2 separate regions of the Homo sapiens genome follow, and region 2 is linked to region 1. A link is an interaction called in ENCODE POLR2A ChIA-PET data of the cell type or tissue named here. Cell type or tissue: OCI-LY7. All regions are shown on one strand. Links, peaks and the distances in the headings refer to the core of each region. The heading gives the core; the rest is flanking DNA.

Evidence for each region. ChIA-PET counts read pairs that join two places held together with the same protein. Peaks named below come from ENCODE experiments on the same cell type or tissue, not always from the same donor. Only the 100,000 strongest peaks of a DNase experiment are listed, where the experiment ranks them.
Region 2: POLR2A ChIA-PET joins it to region 1 with 7 read pairs; 2 of 35 experiments call an interaction of 5 or more read pairs at or near these places.

What each region holds. Positions count from the first base shown.
Region 1 is chr1:160,379,543-160,382,460 of GRCh38, forward strand. All of the region lies in intron 3 of LOC105371466 (a long non-coding RNA gene), which reads right to left. Among named protein-coding and RNA genes, the nearest start is that of NHLH1, 14 kb to the left of the region's middle. In OCI-LY7, for the core only: no CTCF peak of the experiment used is centred there; no DNase peak of the experiment used is centred there.
Region 2 is chr1:160,548,528-160,551,401 of GRCh38, forward strand. CD84 (CD84 molecule) reads right to left here. Exons shown (of 7, transcript NM_003874.4): 5 at 2,411-2,508; 6 at 1,390-1,452. All of the region lies in intron 1 of CD84-AS1 (CD84 antisense RNA 1), which reads left to right. Among named protein-coding and RNA genes, the nearest start is that of CD84-AS1, 13 kb to the left of the region's middle. RefSeq lists enhancers at 1-13, 1,111-1,350, 2,181-2,410 and a silencer at 911-960. In OCI-LY7, for the core only: CTCF peaks have their summits at 2,120 (motif pointing right) and 2,335; DNase peaks (open chromatin) are centred at 994 and 2,124; H3K4me3 peaks cover 1,102 bases; H3K27ac peaks cover 2,240 bases.

The sequences.
Region 1 (2,918 bases), core at 318-2,817:
GCGGTGGCCTAGCTAGTCTCCCTGCCTTTCGGCTTCCTCCCCGTAGGTCCACCCTTCAGGCTGCCCTCAGACTTAGCTACCCAAAATGCAAACTGAACCAGGACACTTCTACACTATCCTTTTAATGATTCCCCATTATTTCCCCAGGATAAAACCCAAGTTCTTCAACATGGTATGAAAGTCCCTTCACAGTGCAGCTCCTGCCAGTTTGTCCAGCCCCATCGGCCATTCTGTCCTTTGTACTTTTTGCTCTAACAATTCGAAGGCACTCAAAGCTCTCTGGCACAGTCCATGTTACTCCTGACTGCCGTTCCTTTGCTCCCGTTGTTCCTCCTCCTGTACTTCACCTATACGAGTCCTATTCATCCTTCAAGACAATGCAGATGTCCTTGCCTTCAGAAAAGTACCCCAACTTGGTGTGTCTCTCCTATAGCCCCAGCTTGGCTCCTGGTGTGCTCCCTGGTCTTTCTATGCATATCTCTATCATTGCACTCACCACATTGAACTTTACTGAAATCATCTATCTGCTAGCACATGGATTTCAGTGTGACCTGGGGTGAGTTACTTCAAATCTCTGAACATGTTTTCTTTTTTTTGTTTGTTTGTTTCTTTGTTTGTTGTTTTGAGACAGAGTCTCCCTCTGTCACTCAGGCTGGAGTGCAGTGGCCCAATCTCAGCTTACTGCAACCTCTGCCTCCCAGGTTCAAGCAATTCTCGTGCCTCAGCCTCCCGAGTAGCTGGGATTACAGGCGTGCGACATCACGCCTGGCTAATTTTCATATTTTTAGTAGAGGTGGGGTTTCACTATGTTGGCCAGGCTGGTCTCAAATGCCTGACCTCAAGTAATTCACCCACCTTGGCCTCCCAAAGTGCTGGGATTACAGGCATGAGCCACCACACCCGGCCCTATCTTCACTTTTTAGACTTCTGCATAGGACATATGTATATAATTCATTGAGCTTTCCTCCTGCTGATGGCTTCAATCTTTCATTATTAACAATGCTGCAGTGCACATGATCTCATGCATATATTTGTGCATTTATATGAGCATTTTTTTTTTTTTTTTTTGAGACAGAGTCTCACTCTGTAACCCAGGCTGGAGTGCAGTGGCACAATCTCGGCTCAGTGCAACCTCTGCTTCCTGGGTTCAAGCCATTCTCCTGCCTCAGTCTTCCGAGTAGCTGGGATTACAGGCGCGTGCCACAACACCCAGCTAATTTTTGTATTTTTAGTAGAGGCGTTGGTTTCACCATGTTGGCTAGGCTGGTCTCGAACTCCTGACCTCAAGTGATCTGCTGGCCTCAGCCTCCCAAAGTGCTGGGTTTACAGGTGTGAGCCACCGCGCCCGGCCTATATGAGCATTTTGTGAAGGTAGATTTCTAGAAATAAAACTGCTGGATTAAAGAGAATGTACATTTTACATTTTGATAGATACTTCCAGTTCCCCTCCAGTAAGGCTTTATCAATCCACGCTATTTCCAACCACATGTAGGAGTCTACATTTCTCCTACCCTTTATAACAATGGATATCATCATTTTTTTTTTTGCCAGTATGATGGGCAAAAGGAAATATCAAATTTTTCTTTAATTAGAATTTTTCCTATTATTTGAAGTTGATGATAATTTCATGTACTTATTAGATATTTGTTTTTCTTCTGTGAATTTCCTGTTCATATCCTGGGCCTATTTAAAATTTATTTTAATTCTTTTTAAAATTAAAGCTATATATATATATTTAAATGCAATTTATTTTAGGTAAAATAAAAATGTGTTTATTCCCCCTTTTTTTTCAGAGATGGTATCTCACTCTGTTGTCCAGGCTGGAGTGCAGTGGTCCTATCCTAGCTCACTGCAGCCTCAAACTCCTGGGCTCAAGTGATCTTCCTGCTACAGCCTCCTGAGTAACCTCAGTGTTTTATTGGTTTTTTTTTTTTTTTTTTTTTTTTTTTTGTGGCACACTAGATAATTGGTTCATGTATCCCTTTTTGTTGCATCCTCTTTTCCCATCCCTAACCTTATTCTCCTTATTTTTATTTATTTATTTTATTTTAGATGGAGTCTTGCTCTGTCACCCAAGCTGGAGTGCAGTGGTGCCATCTCAGCTCACTGCAAGCTCTGCCTCCCAGATTCAAGTGATTCTCCTACCTCAGCCCACCAAGTAGCTGAGATTATAAGTGTGTGTCACCACACCTGGGTAATTTTTGTATTTTTAGTAGAGATGTGGTTTCACCATGTTGGCCAGGCTGGTCTTAAACCCCTGATCTCAAGTGATCCACCTACCTTGGCCTCCCAAAGTGCTGGGATTACAGGTATGAGGCACTGTGCCTAGCCACCTAATTCTCTTTATCACCCCCCATAGGCGTTGACTCATTTATTTAGTGTGTGTCTTTGAATCTACCTTTTATTCTTTTATTTTCTTTCTTTATGTATCCATGATCAATACATTAGATTATTTTGCATATTTTACATTTCAGAACAATATTGTAGTGTACATCTCACTCTGCTTCTTTTACTTTTCCTTCTTACCAAACATTTGTTATTAAATTCTATTCTGCTTTTATATGAGTTGGAATTTAAAACAATATATGGTGACTTAGTTCATTCTTTGTATCTACATTTACTATATGTACATTCCACAATATATTTATCATAGAAGATATTTTTCCTAATTGTTTGCTGCAATGAATAGCCTTGAGTATGTCATTTTACATGTCCTTTGCAGAATTATTTTTGTAATATACTCCTAGGTATTGGAACTAGATCGCAGGTTACACACATATTCAATTTTACTAGACACTTCTAAATCACCCTACAAAAGGTATCAATTTATATTCACACCAGCAGCTCACGATGCTCTTCATTTCCTACCACTTCACTAGTGGTTGATTTTTTTTTTTTTAATTGAGATGGAGTCTCGC
Region 2 (2,874 bases), core at 1-2,500, 170 kb after region 1:
AGCAATTAACTTCTTAGCCCAGAAAAGAGCAATGGGAGGGAATGGGGGCGGGGGCATATTTGGAATGGATTTTGATTATAGACTTGAGGCAACATTCAGGTTCAAGCTACCTGCATTCCTTGTTCCTAGTTGACCCCTAGTTTTTTTGTATCCCAATAACTCCACTTTCACCTATACATAGTGGGGACTCACTGCCAGCATCTCCTGTGCTCTAGGCATTTAGAGGGCTGCAAACAATCTTCCCATTGGTTTGAGGAGTCTTAGGTTTTCAATTAAATACTGACCCAATAATTGTTATCTAACTTGTCTTTAAGGATTTATCTTGAGATGTCACAATCCAGGATTCCATGATTAATCCCTCGAATTTTATCTCCTTCTAAGTTAAGTTACTCTTGTTCCTCCAACTCTCCTTGAGATCCTGGCACAAATATGCTGGGCACCCTGACCCTCACTTCTTGCCTGTCCTCCTTTTCTTCTCCTCTTCTTTCCTCATTCCTCCCCTTCTTTTTCTTTCCCTCCTTCCCTCTCCTGATCACTAAGAAAGTAAATGTCCCTCTATCTGGTTGTCCAGTCCATTTGGCTTATCTTTTCAAGCAAACTGCCCTGTGCTTCAAGTCCTCCTTAAAAGGAAGTAGCACTGCCCTGCTTGTCGAGCTCATAGATGTCCTCCCTATTGCCTTATAGGATCACTCTCAATTCGTACTCAGTTTAGCTTCCTGCTTGGTAACTCAGCTATTAAACAGGAATACTTAGAAAACATGATTCTTTAAGCAACCCTAAAGCTGTCCTGATTGTAGCAGCAGTGAGGACCTTCAGATAGTGACAATCCCTCCTTAGATCCCCAAAATTTAAAGTCCTGTCAGAGGGCTTTGCATATGACAGAGAAGGACATAAGGCACAGGCATAAGGCACAAGGCACTTGGCACTACAAATGGTTGTGCAGGCTGCGTGTGGTAAAAGAGCAGCTGAGGGAGCAAATGAACTGAAATTCAGCTTCTGCTCCATTGCACCCATCTGGGCATCTGGCATGGGCCTGTGTTTGCTCAGAGGGAAGCACCTGTTTTCTCATTTTCACACTGTGAGCTAGCAGTGACCCCAGGTATTATACGGGATGGAGTTCCCATACCGTAGTTCAGAGGCATAGGGACTTCTGCATTTGAAGGGTGGGATCAGCATCCCAAGTAAGATAACTCGTGGATGGCCATTGACCTAGGGAGTGGGGCTTTGTGCATGGGTGGAAGTACATATAGACCAAAAACCTAGGCAGTGGGTCCTGAGAACTACAAGGAGTCCCAGGGGAACCAGCTAGCCCCTGGTTGGATGGACCGGGTGCACCAGAATGGCTGGAAGAGTTAGGAAAGCAAGGATAAAAAGCCAGAAAGGGGTTACCTTATCAGCAAACTGCACTTCGGAATAAACTGTGTTCACTGGCTCTTCCTTGGAGGGAAGCACCTGTAAAACACACATCTTCCCCTCAGTGAGGGAGCCCAGGCCCATCTACAAGTCCCCTTTCCTAATTCTGCCTCTACCCACCATCCTTCCCTGGTCCCACATTTACTGGGTGGCCTCCCCTTTGGCCTCAGTTCTGCCTCCATCCAACTCTGGAGAGGCTTAGGATCAGGAAGGGATAAGGTGGGGGTGAATGGGTAGCAGTTGGGCAGGGTCTCGGGGGTGAAAAACCTCAGGGGCCAAGAGGAGGGATCCCATGGTTCAGGATGAGTCCTGCTCAGTCAGGATTTTAGCTTTCCATGGGCTCTATGGATCCAGCTGCCCTATCAGTCCAAGCACAGCGCTAGACTGACCAGGCAGACCTCAGTCTCCCCCTTGATTCCTTGCAGACTTTAAGGAGGCAGGCTGGTGGGGACACAGGAGAGGGCGATCCAGGGTGGAGGGGAGGGAGGGGCAGGCAGGTAAAGGGCGGATGGGAGGAGGGGTGTGGAACAGTGACTCTGAGTCTGAGGAAAGCAAGCCGCTGCTGCTAGACCAGGAGGGGCATTCAAGGGAACTTGTCTGTCAGTTCTGTTGCCTCGTAGCCCCCTTAGCAACCTGTTCACCACGTTGGTAGTCACATAGCAGCCCTCACCTCACTCCAGTAGCTCCTCTGTTGTGTGGCCCCTCTAGGGGGCGCCTTGCTCCTAGTCATGGCTCATCTAACCTGGAGCCGGGCCCACTGTGGGACACTCAGTGCCTCAGCCCATGGAGGCTGCCATGGGGTGACAATGGGTCACGTTCCTGTCCTCATAGAAAGATCCGTGGCATCACTTCCCTGACATGGTATTTCCTGGTTGGAACCTCTGGACTCTTGGCCGTGGCTGCTTTCTAGACAACAACAAGCAGAGGCAATGGCTGCCCATGACTCCCTGTCATGGAGATGGTGGCACAGGGGTGTCCATGAATTGCATCAGCTCACCTTGGACTGCAGGATTTCATCATAGATTCTGGACTCTGCTGGCTGGGTGTTCCTTGAAGCCATGATATATGTGTATATGGTTTTCTTTGAGGCAGCATCTGTCTCACAAATAAATATAGACCCACAGTCTGTGAAAGGTGGTTTTTTTAGCAATGATCTATTCCAATGTTCTCTTTTTAAGATGAAGAAAGGAAGCCCCCAGGGATTAAATGGCTGCCATCCTTTGAAATGGATGCTTGGATCCTCAGAATGTCTCAGGAGTCACTTGGCTGAGGCCTCACCCACAGGTCAATGGGAATTCTCTTCTACTCTAGAGTCCAGATTAGGCCAAAGACAATTTCCCCAACCCCTCCCTGTGTGGCCAGTCAAATGTAGCTCTTCTACCCAGGATCTCCCTTCATGTTTCTGACACTTACCACTGACTGTCTTGCATGGCTAGTTGACTTTCCATGTCACGGTCTTAG